Linked DNA regions of Homo sapiens: region 2 is linked to region 1. The links are chromatin loops, found by intact Hi-C in ENCODE. Cell type or tissue: CD4-positive, alpha-beta T cell. All regions are shown on one strand. Each heading gives the region's core, and the rest is flanking DNA. Links, peaks and the distances in the headings are about the cores only.

The links. Hi-C counts contacts between places; a loop is a spot of excess contacts. Peaks named below come from ENCODE experiments on the same cell type or tissue, not always from the same donor. Only the 100,000 strongest peaks of a DNase experiment are listed, where the experiment ranks them.
Region 2: a loop joins it to region 1, with 3 times the contacts of the local background. A loop is called at or near these places in 27 of 110 quality-filtered maps.

The regions. Positions count from the first base shown.
Region 1 is chr3:48,431,147-48,439,878 of GRCh38, forward strand. CCDC51 (coiled-coil domain containing 51) reads right to left here. Exons shown (of 4, transcript NM_001256964.2): 2 at 3,671-3,990; 3 at 2,561-2,725; 4 at 1,027-2,020. The coding sequence starts at 3,982. The coding sequence ends at 1,262. Among named protein-coding and RNA genes, the nearest start is that of CCDC51, 4.6 kb to the right of the region's middle. RefSeq lists enhancers at 1,241-2,440, 1,557-1,606, 3,637-4,479 and silencers at 4,966-5,065, 6,794-6,843. In CD4-positive, alpha-beta T cell, for the core only: CTCF peaks have their summits at 5,012 (motif pointing left) and 5,215; DNase peaks (open chromatin) are centred at 3,625 and 5,025; H3K4me3 peaks cover 136 bases; H3K27ac peaks cover 54 bases.
Region 2 is chr3:48,544,321-48,553,052 of GRCh38, forward strand. PFKFB4 (6-phosphofructo-2-kinase/fructose-2,6-biphosphatase 4) reads right to left here. Exons shown (of 14, transcript NM_004567.4): 2 at 5,798-5,914; 3 at 5,544-5,640. MIR6823 (microRNA 6823) reads right to left here and starts at 5,701; the gene lies at 5,641-5,701. RefSeq lists enhancers at 6,112-6,775, 6,776-7,437, 7,438-8,101, 8,102-8,732. In CD4-positive, alpha-beta T cell, for the core only: a CTCF peak has its summit at 4,628 (motif pointing left); DNase peaks (open chromatin) are centred at 2,311 and 4,591.

The DNA.
Region 1 (8,732 bases), core at 580-8,579:
TCTAAGCACAGGGGTCTTTCCATCCCATGCCATTCTGGGGAGCCATTACTCGCCAAGGATAGATTGACTGAGGGACCAGGTGCTGAGAACCTGGGGTGGGGGGCATTTGGGCCATGCTCACTGCCCAAGACTGAACACAGGCTCCAAGAAGAAAGTATGCCTTATGGGAAACACTCCTGACTCCACAGGCTCTGAGAGCTCTGCACAGGCACCAGTGAACGAGTCCCCACCTGCGGCCCCCCTGCATATAGCTACCCTGCGCTCTCAAAGGGGAGTGGGTTCTCTGGAATGTGCCTGACTTCCAATACTCCAACACCAGGACTGAATACCAGCCCAAAGCTCCTGTTTACTCAGGGCACACAAGGCCACCCATGGCCATTTAGTCAAGGTCAAGGGTCACTGTTCCCCTCTGAAAAGAGATCATACATATGCCCCACTGCACCTCCCACCTGTGGGAGACCCCCCCCTCCCTATCACTGCCTCTCCATGCACACTCCCGGTGTCCTGAGCTCTGCCTATGCCTGTGGAAGATATCCCCGGGCTGTGTGGGGGTGTGCACCCAGCCCCCGTGGCACACCACTGCTGCCCAAAGCAATCTCTGTACCAGGGATCCAGACTGGCCACCAATCCCTATACTTATGTCCCCAGCAACATTTATCAACCATTCTCCCAATCTCCCTTCCCTGCTCTCCTCTGATCACTCCTCCAGTACTAGAACCAGGAAGTTCTCCCCCACATGGTAGAGAAAGTGATCCAGGAGATGGGAAGCAACCATGGTCACGAAATGAGTAGGCAGCAGGCTAGGTTCCACTCACTGGAACTCCCAGGCCATCTGACACCGGACAGTCAGGTAACTGGAGGAAATCCAAAATGAAAATCTAGGCCTCAGGAGTGCATCCATAACAGTTCAGAAAAGAGGACAGAGAGGAGATGAGAGAGGAACTAAAGGGGGTGACTACCCCAACTCCAGGCCCAACCTTCAAGTCTTGGATCTTGATTCTTAATGAAAAAAACTCAGTCTGATTGTTTTAAATAATAAAACTCAGGATATTTTAATTGGACATTAGCACAAAGTTTTGATAATTAATGTAAATGAACCTTGTCTACAAAGCGAAGCATGCCTGCTGGTGAGCCACACAGATACTGCTCCTTCAGATTGAGGTTGTACATGCCCCCAAAGGCTCGCTTCATTGCTACGATTCTCTACTTAAATCCACATTCACAGCTATTGCCTCAGACCCTCTGGAGGAGGGGCCAGGGGTTAGCTGGCTTTGAATAGCATGTAGAGCACAGGCAGTGTGGCCACAAATGTCACACAGGTGACCAGGGTGCTATAGATGGTGTTCCTGTTGACTTGGGCTTCTAGTCTCTGCTCCGTGTCTGACAGTGCCAAGATCATGCTCCCCTGCTCCAGCAAGAAGCTGGGCATAGCCCCGTCTGCTGGTTCCACCAGGCCTGGGTGTGCTGCAGACTTTACAAGCTGAACCACCCCAGCCATTTGGCTACAAGTCTTTTCTAGGCCATCAAGCTGCTCTCGTAAGCCTTCTAGACATGAATGGACTTGCCTGGAATGACTAAGCTGCTCTTTCAAGGCAGCTGAAAGGACATCTACATCTCTGTCTCTGGTCGGGGGACTACCTGCCTGTGACCCAGAGTCCTGCCCTGGCCCAGCAGCATGTACCAGGCCCCTCAGGTCCACCATGAGATTGTGGAGGTCCCTCTGCTGGCGGGAGTAGCTAGACGCCTGTTCTCGAATGGCCTCTTGGAGACTCACAGGCCCCTTCTGCGCCTCCAGGAGTAAAGCCTTCAGCTCCTGTAGTCGCACACGGTTCACATAGGTGGAGCCAGCCACACCAATCAGGGCCCCCAGGACTGAGCCAATGAGGGACCAGTTCTTGGTCCTCTCAGCCCTTGTGCGCTCCTTCTCATGACTTTCCCGCACAGCTGCAGAGAAGAGGGAGAACTTCTCTCGCTCAGAGTCTTCTGCACGCAGATAGGCTGTGCGAAGCCTCTTCTCCTCCTGCAGAAGCAAAGCCATGTTATTGGATTACATGGGCACAAGGTGGCCCTGCAGCTATAGCCACCAGCAGATGGCTCACTACCTTGTGCCTGGCAGAGTACATGTTCCATAGACCCATGCTGAATGAATGAAGGTAGCACCAACCTGGCTGGGTCAGAAGGGCAAAGGAATTGGGAGTGATCAAAGTGAGTTGCATGATCGTCCCACCTGAGCAGTTCTGGGTTTGACCAGAGGTGCACTTATGTCTACACAAAGGGAAGTGTCCAGCACTCCCTAGGCCAGCCCCTCCATAGTTCTCCTTCCTCAGCATTCTGAGTCCCAGGCTACGCTGCCCTGAAGAGTTGGCCCCAGTACTCCAGAAGAAAGTATATGGATAGACTCTGGAAGCTTGGGGTTCTGTCCATCCATAGGAGCTTCTGGCTCACCTCTGTACCAGGCCTCTGACTACAGACCAGTCAGGGTTCCCACCCGGCCCCTCCATGATCTGCCAGGCTAGGGTCACTGTCCAGGTGCGAAAGGGCTGCCTCCTGAGGTGCCTACCTGCAGCATCCTGTGCTCGAGAGTAGCCAGTTCCAAGTACTGACTGTCCTCCCTGGAGACACGGTCCAAGCGGTCCCTCACCTCCTTCAGCTTGGCCTGGTGAACTTCCAAGTCCTCCCGAGCCTCTCGGACAAGCCCTCGAGCCACCATGAACACTTTCTCAGCCTGCAAAGAGAAAACCGGAGGCCATCTGCACCTTCTCTCCACACCCACACAGGCTCAGCTGCATTCCCAGCAAGGCATTCCCAGAAGAGGTCACTGGGGTGTGAGCTGCAAAGGGTGGAAACGGAATTCCTTAGACACTAATCCTGGCTCACCCAGTGGTGCTCAAAGTGCAGCCTTGGGCCACACCCATCAGAATCACGAGATTTAGCCATTCAAGCAGAAATAACATGCCCCTGAAAAAACTTGAAAACAGCTAACAATGCACACAATTTGTGTCCATCAAACCTGTGTTGGTAGGCTGTTTCCCGTGTGTTGCCTTATTTATGCCTTATAACAATGCCATGAAAGGCACTGCTGTGGCCTCCAGTTTATAAACCCAGAAACACCAGCTCAGCCAAGCTCACAATCTCCAAGGAAAGAGATGGCACTGTTTGTCTCAAAGTCCCAGCTGAACCCCAGGTTCTTCCCACCACGCTACACTACTACATGCCTAAGCAGGAGTGGGAACAGAGATGACAGAATGCATTTCTGCCACCACAAAGGACTTGACAACCACCACCAGCTCTTTCCACCTCACACTGTGACATTTCCTAGTGCCCTCTATCTTCACAAAAGATGTTGTAATTACACACAGTAACAGTACCGCAGCAAGCCCCACGTAACTCTCACCATCAATCCCCAAATGGTCCACAAAGGAAGTATTTGCTGGCCTCACAGAGTGGATGTTAGTGGCCAGGGACTTACTGGTACACAGTAACTGTTTTCGGGGAAAGTAGGTGGCACAGTTACATGGAGACCTTCACCCCAGAAGCATCAAGCCCAGGTTTCCACGTGAGAAATGAGGCTAAACACAAGTCTGGATGTGGCTACCCAGCACCACGTGACTGGTTTGGCACATTTCCCAAGTCAGAGGGCGGGGCCAGCCACCCCAGCTCCCCTCCTCACCTCTGTCACCTTTCCCTGGGCCTCTCGAACCTCGTTGAGTCCAACAAACTCTTCATATCTGTCCCACCAAGTCTTGGCTGTGGAGGTCGCTCGTTGCTGAATGCTGTGCCCCAGGGCTCTTCCCAGTGCTGGGAGGCGGTGGTGCAGCCCCAGGGCCACCTCCTCAGGTCTTTTCTCTCCGGGCTGGCTTGGGCCTGGGCTGCAGAGAGTCCTGGTCATGAAGAGGTCCCTTCCAAGGAGGCCCCTCCGAACCAGTACGTGGGGCACACCCACGATGTGCTGCATGGCAAACCCAGGGCTGCGCCCCATCATCCTGAGATCTGTGAGGGGGACGCCAGACAGGTCAGCTCACAGCTGAGAAAGGCTGGACATAAGTCAGTTTTGAGGCCTAGGGACAGTTCTGAACAGACTAATCCCCACTCAAATCATCTAAACTGAGCACCACCCTGTTGGGCCCAGAGACTGTGGCCCCTGTGGCAAGAGGATGGTCAGGCTCTCCTCTGGGTGCTCTTGGACAATGGAACACAGTTGGGGACGAGCCTCTAGGATGCCATACCTTCCAGTGCCCGCCACCATGCCACACAAAGCGGACCCTTCCCTGCTACCCACTTCCCTACATCCTCCAGGTCTCTCTGCTGTGACTTGAATGAGAATCCTGGTGCCCAGGTTTCTGATGTCAAAGACAGTTTTTAAACCAGACTTGTACACATGCTGACAAAGCCCCACAAAGACGCATAAATACTCCCTGCAATGTTGTGGAACTCAGGGGAATTCAGGAAGACTAAGATCCAGGATCATTTCTGTAAAACAGCCTCAAAACCAACTCCCCAGACTCTCCAAGGACTGCCTCAGCACAAGGGAAGCAGAGTTTCAATTCTGTGCAAGGACCTAAGGACACAGGCCATTTGTGACCCAAGACAGAAAACTCTCAGCTCTCCTCTAAGATAATTCCAGGGGCAAAAAAAAACAAAACAAAACTGTTTTTGCCACAGAGGACTTTTCTTAGGTTCACGCCATACAACTCCGCCCCCAGACTTTCCAGGCTACCAACTCTCAGTCTCACACTTCACGACTTCCATAAGCTTTCTCTTTCCTCTCCAACCTGCCATTGCTCAACAGGTTAGGTTTCTCTCATCTTTCCCTTTTCCATCTTGCTTTGATGTTTGGGCCTGCTTCTCATTACCTGGACAGCAGGGAGTCTCCTGTTATCCAGAATCAGGCCTCACCTGAGCCCAAGAGTGCCAGTGACTCTGAGGACCCCAAAGAGGTGGCCAGGTGACCCATTTTCCCAGAAAAAGCTGAGCCAACAGCACCCTCCTCTGGCCAAACCACACCTCAAAGTCCCTAAGCACTGATCCTGGCTGTGAGAGCGACACCTGGTGGCCAACAGACCACGCCACAGAGAGAAAAGCAGAGGGAGCTGCAGACAGGAAGGAACTGAAGGAGCTCCAGATACAGAATAGAAAGGGGCTTCCTGATGGAAGGTGATATGAGACAGAGGCTCCCCACAGCACCCTAGCCTCCTCTCCATCATGCTGTGCTAAGAACTGTCTTTGGAGAAGCTCAGCGGCTTTGAAAACACAGCTGGTTGGGTAGAAACATGTCTTCTGGGCAAAGTGGGCCTGAGCTGAGAGCCGCAGAAGGGAACTTCACTGTGACAGTGATCCCAAGCTGGTGCCACACCCAAACCCCTGGGCCCCCTTCATAAGGCTGGGTTCCATGCCCATGAGGGTGCATACCATCCAGGCCCCAGCAGCCCAGTCAGACTCCCAGGCCTCAAGGCCAGCACCCATGACACACAGGCTGAGATCCTATAACACCCCTGCAGGTGTATCCTTCATCAGACAAAGCATGCAGTGTCCGCCATGGCTGGCACCACTTTCAACACCCTCTCTTCCCAACATCACTGCCCCTCTTGGCTTCCTCCAACCTTCTCAGCCTCCTTTCCCAGCACCTCCTCTACTAGCTGCCCATTTTTAGACCCCAGCAAAGTCACCCATTCCTGGCAGAGATGACAGCTACTGTCTCCTATGCAATCTCGGCTTTCTCCCCTGCCGTCCCCCACCCCCATGTTCTGCACATGGCAGCCCAAGGCCCTGTAACACAAAAATCAGATTACATCCCTCTGATCAAAATCCCCCAACAGCTCCCATTTCACCTGGCGGTGGCCAAGAAATCCTGAGACCTCTCAGCCCTCATCCTCTTCCTTCTACTGCCATACTCTGCTCCAGCCACCGTGCTGGTCTGTGCCCTGCCACCTTGTCCAGCTGGATGACTCTTCCTCCACGAGTCTACTCGGCTCACCCCGACATCTTCATCTTTGCCCAAATATCACCTCTCAGTAAGGCTTCCTTGACCACTCCCTCCCCAGCTACCTTCTCTGCTTTATTTTTCTCCTGATGGATATATTTCCTTATGTGTTGCCTATTCTCTCACTAGAACATAAGCTGGGTGACAACAGACTTCATAAGGGAATGTGGCAATAATTCCCATGTGGCAACTGGAGTTGTTTCTCCACTCCAGTCCCTCCCCTCAGCCTCTCCACCATCCCACCAGCCCCCAACCCTGGGCCCTGTTTCTCAGCCCCCAGGATGTCACCACTTAGATGTTTCACAGGCCCCCCAACCAGCAAGGAGAAGAATGTTCCTGGCAAAGAGAAAAGGTGGAAAGTGCTTGAGGTCGCCCAAAACCTGAAAGGCAGTCAGTGCAACTGGAAAGCAAAAGCAGAGAAGAGTGGATGGAGAGGCTGGATAGGTGAAGCAGGGCCCTGAGGGTCAAGTTCGGAATCCTGCCCCTTCAGATCCATTCTCCCGCTCTATGTAGATGGCTGTCTCCTACCAACTGCCCCTTCCTCAAGCCTCTATCATCTGTTCCTCATCTTCACTTCCAGCTGATGGTCTGCTTGCTTCATTTTCCATCAAGAAAATAATAAAAAGTTGGAAGAGAACTTCCACAAACTCCCACCATACCTTCCCAACCATCAGTAACTGCCCCATTTCCACCTCCTCTCTTGATCCTCAGGATAAAAAACCCATGCTTCTAGGGAAAACCAACCTGTGCCCCAGGTCCCAAATCCTCTCTCCTCCTGAGACATTACTCAGTAATTGATCTGACACCCCCCCACCAGCAACTGCCCCATTTCTTTGGTTTCCTTTATAACCAAACTCCTTGACAGACTGCCTGAATTCACTGTTTCTGTTCCTCTTCTCTGATTCCGTCCAGCTCCCTCTGATCTGGCCTTCACCTGCTCCTCCTTCACATGCCATTTTTCACTCGGTTTCCAGTCCCCACTCATCTGCCTAACCTCTGGAAACTGTAGCACCCCGGCACTCGGCACTCAGACTCCTCTCTTATCCAGTCCTGTGGTTTTAAAAATCATCTATGAAAATGGTCAAAAAAATTTATTTTGGTGATGGCCATACAACTTTGTGAATATAATAAAACCACTGAATTGTACACATTGCATGAATTACATGGTATGCAAGTTATATATCAATAAAGTTGTTTTTTTAAAAAAAAAACAGAACTATACTCTTGACTCCTCCAGCGCAGACCTCTCTCCCCAGGGTTCTAGGCTCATTTATCAAACTTCCCAACCTATATCTCTGCCTGAAAATCTAATGGGGATCTCATCTTCCCCTCCCAAACCTTTTTTTCCCATAGCCTTCTCCATCATGGATGACAGCAATACCAAGTTCAAATATTCAGATCAACAACCTCGCATCACCCCTGATTCCTCATTTCTCTCCCACCTCACATCCATCTATCAGCAAATGCCCCTGGCTTTCCAAATCCAGGATCCCTCCTCCTCTCACCTCTGCCACTGCTACCAAATGGTCCCAGTGACCCACATCACATCTCTAGCCTGGATTATCCCAAGAGCCTCCTGACAGATGTCACCCTGCTTCTATTCCAGCCCCTACAATTTATTGTCAGTCGAGCAGTCAGTGTTCCTTTCCAAACACAGGTGGAACCATTGTCTCTCTGCTCAACCTCTACAATGGTTCCCCACTTCTCTCAAGGTAAAAGCCTGTCTTTTCCATGGCCTACAGGGAACCTACCCACTGGCTCTCATTCCTCTCTGACCTCATCTCCCACTAGTCTCCCTTTCCTCACTCCACTCCAAGCACATGGACCTTCTTGAAGTTGCTGGAACGCACCAAGTTGTCCCCAGCTCAGGGCCTTCACGACAGCTGCTATCTGTGCTGCTCGCTCCCTCACCTTCTTCAAGTCCTGCTCAAATAGTAGCCCCTTGGGAGGTCTTCCCCATGCACCCTATCAGATATGGCCATCCCACTCCCACCCTAGCACTCCTGACCCACTTTCTCTGCTTTATTTTTTCCATGCATATATCACATGACCTGCAACATGTATCCCATTTATTTGCTTTGGTTATAGTCTGTCTCACTCACTAGAATTTCAGCTTGGTACCTACATATAGTACGTACCCAGCAAAAAATGTACTCATCTGCCTAATCTCTGGACACTGTAGCATCCCAGCGCTCAGCACTGTTATTTAAAAAAATAACAACTTTGGCTGGGTGCGGTGGCTCACGCCTGTAATCCCAACACTTTGGGAGGCTGAGGCGGGGGGATCACGAGGTCAGGAGTTCGAGACCAGCCTGGCCAACATGGCGAAACCCCGTCTCTACTAAAAATACAAAAATTTTCCGGACATGGTGGCGGGCACTTGTAATCCCAGCTACTGGGGAGGCTGAGGCATGAGAATCGCTTGAACCCAGGAAGCAGAGGTTGCAGTGAGCCAAGATCGTGCCATTGCACTCCAGCCTGAGAGACAAGAGCAAGACTCCATCTCGGGGGGAAAAGAAAAAAAAGCTTTATTGATATATAACTTGCATACCATATAATTCACCCAATGTGTACAATTCAGTAGTTTTACTATATTAACAGAGTTGTATGGCCATCACCAAAATAAATTTTTTTGACCATTTTCATAGATGAACAAACAGAATTCGCAAACTGCTGCACCCCTGACTATATTATAAAACTCCTTACAGGGTTTTCCAAAGCTATAGGACCACGTGATATAACTCCCGTCCAC
Region 2 (8,732 bases), core at 299-8,298, 110 kb after region 1:
GAGTTCCCCAAACCACCCCTTCTGAGGGAGGGTTCTGCATCTCTTCTTCTATCATATCCATACCCTCCAGAATGGGAATCCCCCACCTATGACCAAACACTGACTATACAGTTTTCAGATCTTTTTTTTTTTTTTTTTTTTTTTTGAGATAAGGTCTCGCTCTGCCACCTAGGCTGGAGTGCAGCAGTGGGATCATGCCTCACTGCAGCCCAAACTCCTGGGCTCAAGCAATCTTCCTGCCTCAGCCTCCAGAGTAGCTGAAACTACAGGGATATGCCACCACACCTGGCTAATCTTTAAATTTCTTTTAGAGATGGGGTCTTGCTATGTTGCCCAGGCTTACACAATCTTTTTAAGTTCTCAGCTTTTTCATTTATTGCTGCAAAGTGGATTGACACAGAAGGTTTGTTTTTTTTTTTAGACAAGAGTCTTACTCTCTGTTGCCCAGGCTGGAGTGCAGTGGTGCAATCTCAGCTCACTGTAACCTCTGCCTCCCAGGTTCAAGCAATTCTTGTGCCTCAGCCACCCAAGTACCAGGGATTATGGGCACGTGCCACCACATCTGGCTAATTTTTGTATTTTCAGTAGAGATGGGGTTTCGCCATGTTAGCCAGGCTGGTCTCGAACTCCTGACTTCAAGTGATCTGCCCACTTTGGCCTCCCAAAGTGCTGGGATTACAGGCGCGAGCCACTGCACCCAGCCAGGATTATTCTCATCAATTTATCCTATGAGGTCTGGAGATAGATAAATTACCTTTTTATCTATTATCTTCCCTTTTTCTATGTAAGGGTAAAGCTAGATCTCCTAGCTTTGTGTTTTTTGTTTTTTGAGACAGAGTCTCACTTTGTTGCCCAGGCTGGAGTGCAGTGGCATGATCTCAGCTCACTACAACCTCCACCTTCTGGGTTCAAGCAATTATCCTGCCTCAGCCTCTCGAGTAGCTGGGATTACAGGCATGTGCCACCACACCCAGCTAATTTTTTGTATTTTTAGTAGAGATGGGATTTCACCATGTTGGCCATGTGGGTCTTGAACTCCTGACCTCAGGTGATCCACCCTCCTCAGCCTCCCAAGTGCTGGGATTGCAAGCTTGAGCCACAGTGCCCAGCCCTCCTGGCTTTGTTGATCTTTGGATTTTGTGTTTAAACTCCCAGCATGTCAAAGTCAAAGGGCTCTCATCAGGACGATATGCCTGAAATACAGCGGCAGAAGCTGATCTGAGAACCACAAAGAAATCAGTGGTAGAGCTGAGTCCAGGGCACTGAAAAGAGCTCTACTCTTACGGCTCCTTGTGACATTTCTTTTCTTTCTTTTGTTTTTTTTTTTTAAGAGACAGGGTCTCACTATGTTCCCCAGGCTGGTCTTTAACTCCTAGCTTCCAGTGATCCTCCCGCCACAGCCTCCCAAAATATTGGGATTACACATGTGAGCTACTATGTCCAGCCCTTGTAACCATTTCTGTGCCCCAATGGGTCTTCCAGTTAAAGCCTCAAAGTGCTTTCTTCCTCATGCCAAAAACATCTGAATTCTGAGAGTCCAGGTAACTGGCATTGGTAGGGACATTTCTCCTTAGAGCCCCACGTTCTGGGCTAAGATCTCTTTTGTGGGCTGCTCTGGCCATGACACCACCATGCAGGAGAGACCTCAGGGCCCCGGTGGAGATGCTGAGGGAAGAGCCTGGGAGCCTGTGTGTGTGCGTGTGTGTGTGTGTGTATAAGAGAGTGCAAATGGGGTGAAGAGATGCATATGTGCATGAATCCACACGTGTGGGTGGTTATGTGTGTGTTGTGCCCAAGTGTGTACATGTAAATCTGTGAGTGTACCTGTGTGAGTATTCCCTGGGCCCATGTATGAGCACAGGTGCACACACACGAGCGTGCACAACCCCTGTGTGCGGTATGTGACTAAATGGGCACAGGTATGAGTGAGTGTGCCCACATGTGTGCACACAGGATGTGTGTGCATGCACCCATGTGTATAAGTTTGTGTGTGTGTGTCCAAGCATATACAGAGTATGCATGTGGGGGTGACCATGTGTGTACACATGGTGTGTGTGTATACATGTCTTCATGTGCCATGTGACTGTGTGAGAACATATGCGATCATGCTTGGTGTGTACATGTGCACAGATCCACATGTGCATACAGGTGAACACAAGCGTATATGTGCCCACACACATGACTCTGAGGTATGCATATGTGTGTGCACCCACCTTCATGTGTAGTGGGTGACTGCATGTGTGTGGAAGAGTTAACACAGCAGGTATGAGAATGGTCCCCTTCGAAAGGCCTGCTTGTGAGGTTGGCCCTTGGCCAGGGTTGGGGAACTTGATGGTAAACAGTTCCCTCTAGTGATATGAAACTTTCCCTGAATTATAAGAGGAGCTCACTGTGCATAGACTGTTTATACAAACAACATGGTTTATGTTGATTATCTGCTTTCCTTCTGGGAGTCTGGAATTTTGGTACATGCTAGGCACAGGGTGCCTATATGACCAGCCCCCAGTAAAAACCTTGGTCGTTGAGTCTCTGATGAATTTCCCTGGCAGACAACATTTTACACATGTTGTCAATGTTCAATGCAGGAGGAATTAAGTGCGTCCTGTGTGACTCCATGAGGAGAAAATCTTGATGCTCGCTCCTGGTTTCCTCTGGACTTCACCCCAGGCCCCTTTTTCTGATTTTGCTTTGTGTCATTTTGCCGTACTAAGTCTTAGCCATGAGTCCAGCTATATGCCAAGTCCTGGGAGTCACCCTAGCAAATCACTGAACCTGAGGGCAGTCTTGGGGACCCCCTACACACCATGTATGAGCGTGCTCAGGTGTGTGTGTATATACAGGGTGAGAACATGTGCGCCTTCGTGTGTGTAATGGCCCTTGAATTACGTGTGGCTTAAGTGAGCCCAAGTATTTATATGTGTAGGTGCCCACACATGTACATATACCCTTATGTATAACGTGACTGTGTACACAGGGGGTGTGCATGTGTATGTACCCTGTGCATATGGTATACGCATGTCCGGATGTGTGCCTATGAGGTATGCACATGCATGCATGTGCCCACGTGTGTGTGTGCATAGGGGGCTTGTGTGTGGTATAGGACTGTGTGCAGGAGTATGAGTGTGCCTGTTTAGAATATGTGTACTTATGCCCTTGCATACACTTTGTTTTTGAGACAGAGTCTTACTCTGTCACCCAGGCTGGAGCACAGAGACGCAATCTTGGCTCATTGCAACCTCCACCTCCCAGATTCAAGCAATTCTCATGCCTCAGCCTCCTGATGTAGCTGGGATGACAGGCGCCCCACCACATGTGGCTAATTTTTGTAATTTTAGTAGAGATGGGGTTTTGCCATGTTGGCCAGGCTGGTCTCAAACTCCTGGCCTCAAGTGATCCACCCACCTCGGCCTCCCAAAGTGCTGGGATTACAGGCGTGAATCACTGCACCCGGCCTTGCACGCACTTTTCTAGATCTTCTGCTGTGTCCAGTGTCAGAGATGGACCTCAACACTGTGTGAGTAACTGGGCCTCTGGGAAATGCAGCTGTCTCTTCCCAGGTTTTCCATTTTAAAAACTCTGGTCCTTTTATTTTGCTAATTGGGAAATTTTGGGCTGATTAATAGGAGATGGCCCTGTGGCCCAGCCAGAGCCAGGATTCGGATACAGCAGAGAGGGTTTCTAGGGCAGCCAGAGGGTATGCCTGCAGAAAGGCAGCAATGAGCCTGTCCCCAGCTTCTGTTGCAGGGTGACCTTGGACTAGCTTCCCAACCTCTCTGAGTCTAGGTCTCTTCATTTGAATTAATCCCAAATATCCCTACCTTAGGGGGACAGCCAGAGTGGAACAGCTGGCAGACTCTCCCCACAAACACTATGGATTCAGGCAGGACGGACTTCAAATTCAAACCCTGAGTGACCCAAGGCACCCCCATCACTTTCTGGCCTTGGTCCCAGCATCTGGAAAAGTGAGGCACCGCCCACCACAGAAGCTGCTGGGAAGATCAGACAGTAGGCTATCAGCGTCCACAGCTTGGGGTTGTTGGCTGAGGCAGAAGAATTGCTTGAACCTGGGAGGCGGAGGTTGCAGTCAGCTGAGATTGCACTACTACATTCCAGCCTGGGCGACAGAGTGAGACTCCATCACACACACACACAAATAATAATAATTTTTAAAATAAATAAATAAAATTTGCATTTGATGTTCCTTGACCTACCTATTGAGGAATATTGGAATGATGGACACTTTTTAGCGGTGGATGGGCTTAGATTCAAGTCTGGGCGCTGATGTAAACTTGCTATTTTGTGCGAGACTCCTGGCCTGTCTGAGCCTCAGTTTCCTCATCTGTAAAAGTAGGGGGTGACAATGGGCATCAAGAACCCAGCACACGGTAGGTTCAGACATTAGTCCTCTACTTTTTATCTGGCTCAATATAACCAGAGGGTCCAGCCTTGATTTTTACCCACAATTTGGCCATAGAAACCTGAATATCAGGCTCCCCTTCCCTTCTTGGTGCCACAGCCTGGCCCAGCCACACCGATGCAAGAACAAAGGCAGTCTCCAGTCTGAAGGTCCAAGCCCCACAGCAGGGAGTTCCTGCCCCCTGGTGGCCAGAGAAGGAACGGGTAGCCTAGTGTGGACCCCAGTGGCAGCCTGGTAGCCACTGGGCTTGATTTGGGGAAGTCACTAGAGCTGGGTCAACCTCTGCTCACTGCCCTATCCTGATGGCTGGGCCAAGAGCAAGTCTCTGCCACCCTAGGTTGATAAGGGGCTTCTCAAGACCACAGCTAACACCTCCTGAGAAAAGCACAGCATGGCTGCTCAGACCACCAGCTGGTGCTCAGTTCCTTGAAGAAAGGACTCAGTTCAAGTCTGAAAGTTGTTGAGGGTGGGGCGGTAGCATATACATATTTCTATCTCCAGAGTAACAGCAGAAGTGTGAACGACTCACCCAGCAGCATCTAGGAGATGTCAATGCAAAGCCAATCGCACCAGCAATCACACACCAAGAACATGCTCCAAATACACAGGAGAGAGCTTATCCTGGGGCAAGGGAGGAAGCCCCCCACCCCCAGCTCCATCCCTAAGGCCTGTATGCCTGCACTCACTCAGGTTCCCTTCCCCAGCAGCAGCCATCCCCACGGGGCGCTGGGGTGAGCGAGCGTGACCTCCAGGCAGCAGCTCCAACGACCTGCATGGGCTGAGCCCCTCTTACCTCCCTGAAGCTCTGTCCTTCCCAAGGGTTCCTTAACCCCAGGGCAGGAATGGCCCAGCCACCAGGAGGCCACACAACACACCCTCTCCTCTCATCCCCAAACCCATCACCTCCCACCCCCACCACATCCTGAGAGATCCAGAGACCAGCCTTGTCACACAGCCCTGTCACACAGCCATCAGGGCTGGGCAAGGCCAGGGCTCAGGAGTAGCTCAGTCATTCACCAGCAGCTCCACTCCAGGGGCTTCTCAGTAAATGGTCAGTAATGTGTTAGCTTTCTCCACACTGGGTCCCCCAGCAACCTCTCCCCCCACACCCAACACATATACTTACTTCCTGATTTTCAGGCCCTCTTCATTGTCGGGGAGAAAAAATTCAAAAGATTTGTAGGTCTTGACCACGTCCCGGCGATACTGGCCAACATTGAACTCTGGAGGGAAGGAGAGGCTCAGCTTTCACAGCAACAGCAACCCCTACCAACCCTGACCTTGACCCAACCCCAGGCCAAATAATAGAGAATAGGCCTTCTCTATTCTCTTCGTCATGCCCCACAAAGCTCCCCTTAGACAGCTGGGGCCAAGCCTCACCCCGAGTGGGCACACCAATCCAGTTCAGGTATCGAGTCAGCTTCTTGGAGATGTAGGTCTTGCCCCTGGCGGGCAGGCCCACCATGACAATGAGAGTTGGGCAGTTGGTCATGCACACTAAAAGGCAAGCAGCACAGTGTCAGATGAGGGCTGGGACCCTCCCAGCGCACCCCTCCCTCTCAGCCTGTGGTCTCTCAGCCTCAGGGCATGGGACTGGCATCAGACGTATCTTCTTGGCTTCCTAGCATCCCCACACAGCTCCTGGAGTGGCCCCAGATGCTGGTTTCAAGCCACCGTTGGCATGTCCCCCTTCCCCAGGCCCGCCTGGGCTCTGGCAGACACAGTGGGATCTCTCCAGCCCTTTTCATCCTGATGTGCACCACCAGGCATAAAGTCAACCGAACTTGCCACTGGCTAAACATGGCTAGGGGGGTCCCCACCGCATGAAGGACAGGACCAAAACCCAGCAGGGTAATCAACACCCTGCCTCTGTCATCCAGGAATCCATACCCTAACCTTTTTACATCTCTCCCACCCCATCCATCACTCAGTGCTCCCAGAACACATAGCCCCACTGCATGCCCTCCCTGTGGTGAACTTCTTTTCATCATACAAAGCCCAGCTAAAAAGTCACTTCCTCAATGAGTCCTTTCCCCAAGGCATCTCCATGGCCACCGGGAACACCCCTCACCCTCAATCCTGGTCACCTCACTAATGACACTCTTCTCTCTAGACTGATCACTTACAGCAGAAGAAGCCCTGTGGTATCTGAGCCCTTTAGGGCCCTGGGGCCTGGCACAGCGCTGGTGCTCAGGAACTGTGGGCAGGATCAGGGAGGGAGGCATCTAGAAGTCTCTCAGGGTAAGGACCACAAGGGGTTGAGACCAGAGACCCAGACTGATGCCCACAAGGACAGTCCCTCTGATAGCCCACCCACCACCATCCATGTGCCACAGGTCAGTGTGCCAGCCAGAGAAGATGCCAGGCTAGAGGCACGGAAGGATCTGAATACAGCCCCCTATATTCCCAGCTGGCTAGAACAGATACCAAGGCAGCAGAACTGCCAGCTTCATCTTATGGGACCTAGCTCACTTTTCTTTTTTTTTTTTTTTTTTTGAGACGGAGTCTCACTCTGTTGCCCAGGCTGGAGGGCAGTGGTGCGATCTTGGCTCACTGCAACCTCTGCCTCCCAGGTTCAAGCGATTCTCCTGCCTCAGCCTCCCAAGTATCTAGGATTACAGACACCTGCCACCACACCTGGCTAATTTTTGTATTTTCAGTAGAGACGGGGTTTCGGCATGTTGGTCAGGCTGGTCTCAAAACTCCTGACCTCAGGTGATCCGACTGCCTGGGCCTCCCAAAGTGCTGGGATTACAGGTGTGAGCCATCACCTCCAGCCTTCTTTTTTTTTTTTTTTTTTTTTTTTTTTTTTTTTGAGAGGGAGTCTCGCTCTGTCGCCCTTGCCCAGGCTGGAGTGCTGGAGGACACTGGTACCCAGCTCACTGCAACCTCTGCCTCCCGGGCTCAAGCAATTCTCGTGCCTCAGCCTCTCAAGTAGCTGGGATTACAAGCACATGCCACCACACCTGGCTAATTTTTGTATTTTCAGTAGAGACAGGATTTCATTATGTTAGTCAGGCTGGTCTCGAATTCCTGACCTCAGGTGATCTGCCTGCCTCGTCCTCCCAAAGTGCTGGGATTACAGGCGTGAGCCCAGCCCTCAGCTCAGTTTCCAGTGCCATCAAACGCGGTCTCACGTCAGAAGCCTCAGGAAGCTTCCTTTTCCTCATCCTTAGGACCTGGGTCAGGTAAAACCATAGCAGACAGGCAGATGAACAGATGTGGGGACCTGTCACTGCCCCTCTTCTTGGTTCTGCAAGTGCCTTCACCTGGTTGCCTAGACAGACTGTCCCCACCAACAAGTTGTTTCCCTCAGAGCACAGAGGCCCCAGAAGCACTTCCGCAGGGGATCAGGAGTCAGGCCTGGGTTGCCATCTTGAGTCTGACACTCATTGGGAACTCTGAGCCTCGGTGTCCCCAGCTGTAAAATGGGGCAGTCATCCCTCAGAGAAGCCTAGTGCTATCCAAGAGCCTGGGCACTTCTGGGAAGCTGTGCCCTCTGTCCTACCCTGGCGGATACTGAGCTAAAGCCATAGGTGTACCTCGGCACCGACTGCCCTTGGGACTCAGGGCATGGAGGCGGTGGCCTGGCCCCAGGCAGGCCCTGCAGAGAAACAAAGGGCCTTGCTTGCCAGTGGGGGCTCCATCACTCCTGTGCATTCCCCTTGTTTAAAGGTGACCCAAATGGTGAGCCTCAGGGGCGGGAAGGAGGAGACCCCATGAAACAGGCTGACTGAGTGAGAGTGGAGAAACTTGCAGAGAACTCTCAGTATTAGCTAAGGTGAGAGGAAAACAAGTTAGGCAAGGCCTTGCCTCCTCAGGGCCGGTGGACAGCTGAGGCCCGCATTGTGCATTGTTTGCATAGTTCCCGGCCAGGTGGCCGGGCTCTCAAGCAACCAAGGGCAGTGCGACAGCTGCTAAGCAGGAGGAAATCCTGCATCTACCCTGCTCCCGCTGATGGGGCCACCCCCCAACTGCTCCTTCAGGGACTCCCAAAACCTCAGGACTGGGGATCTGCACCCCCTCTCCACATCTCCTATTTTCCCAGAGACAGCTCCAGCCTCCTCCCATGGCATTTGGTGGCATTTCCCTTCCCGCCTTCCACCCACATGCGCAGCACAAGGTGGGCAGGCAGGGCAGCAAATCAGGCCTGGGTGCAAAACAAGGCAATAAATTACCTATCTCCTCTGCTCCCCAAGATAAGCTCCCAAGGAAATGACCCAAAAGAAAACCAAAGTTCAAGTGTATCACAACAGCTCTGCTTACCATAGCAAAACACTGGGAAATTCCAGCCATAAGAAATTGCCAACTGAGG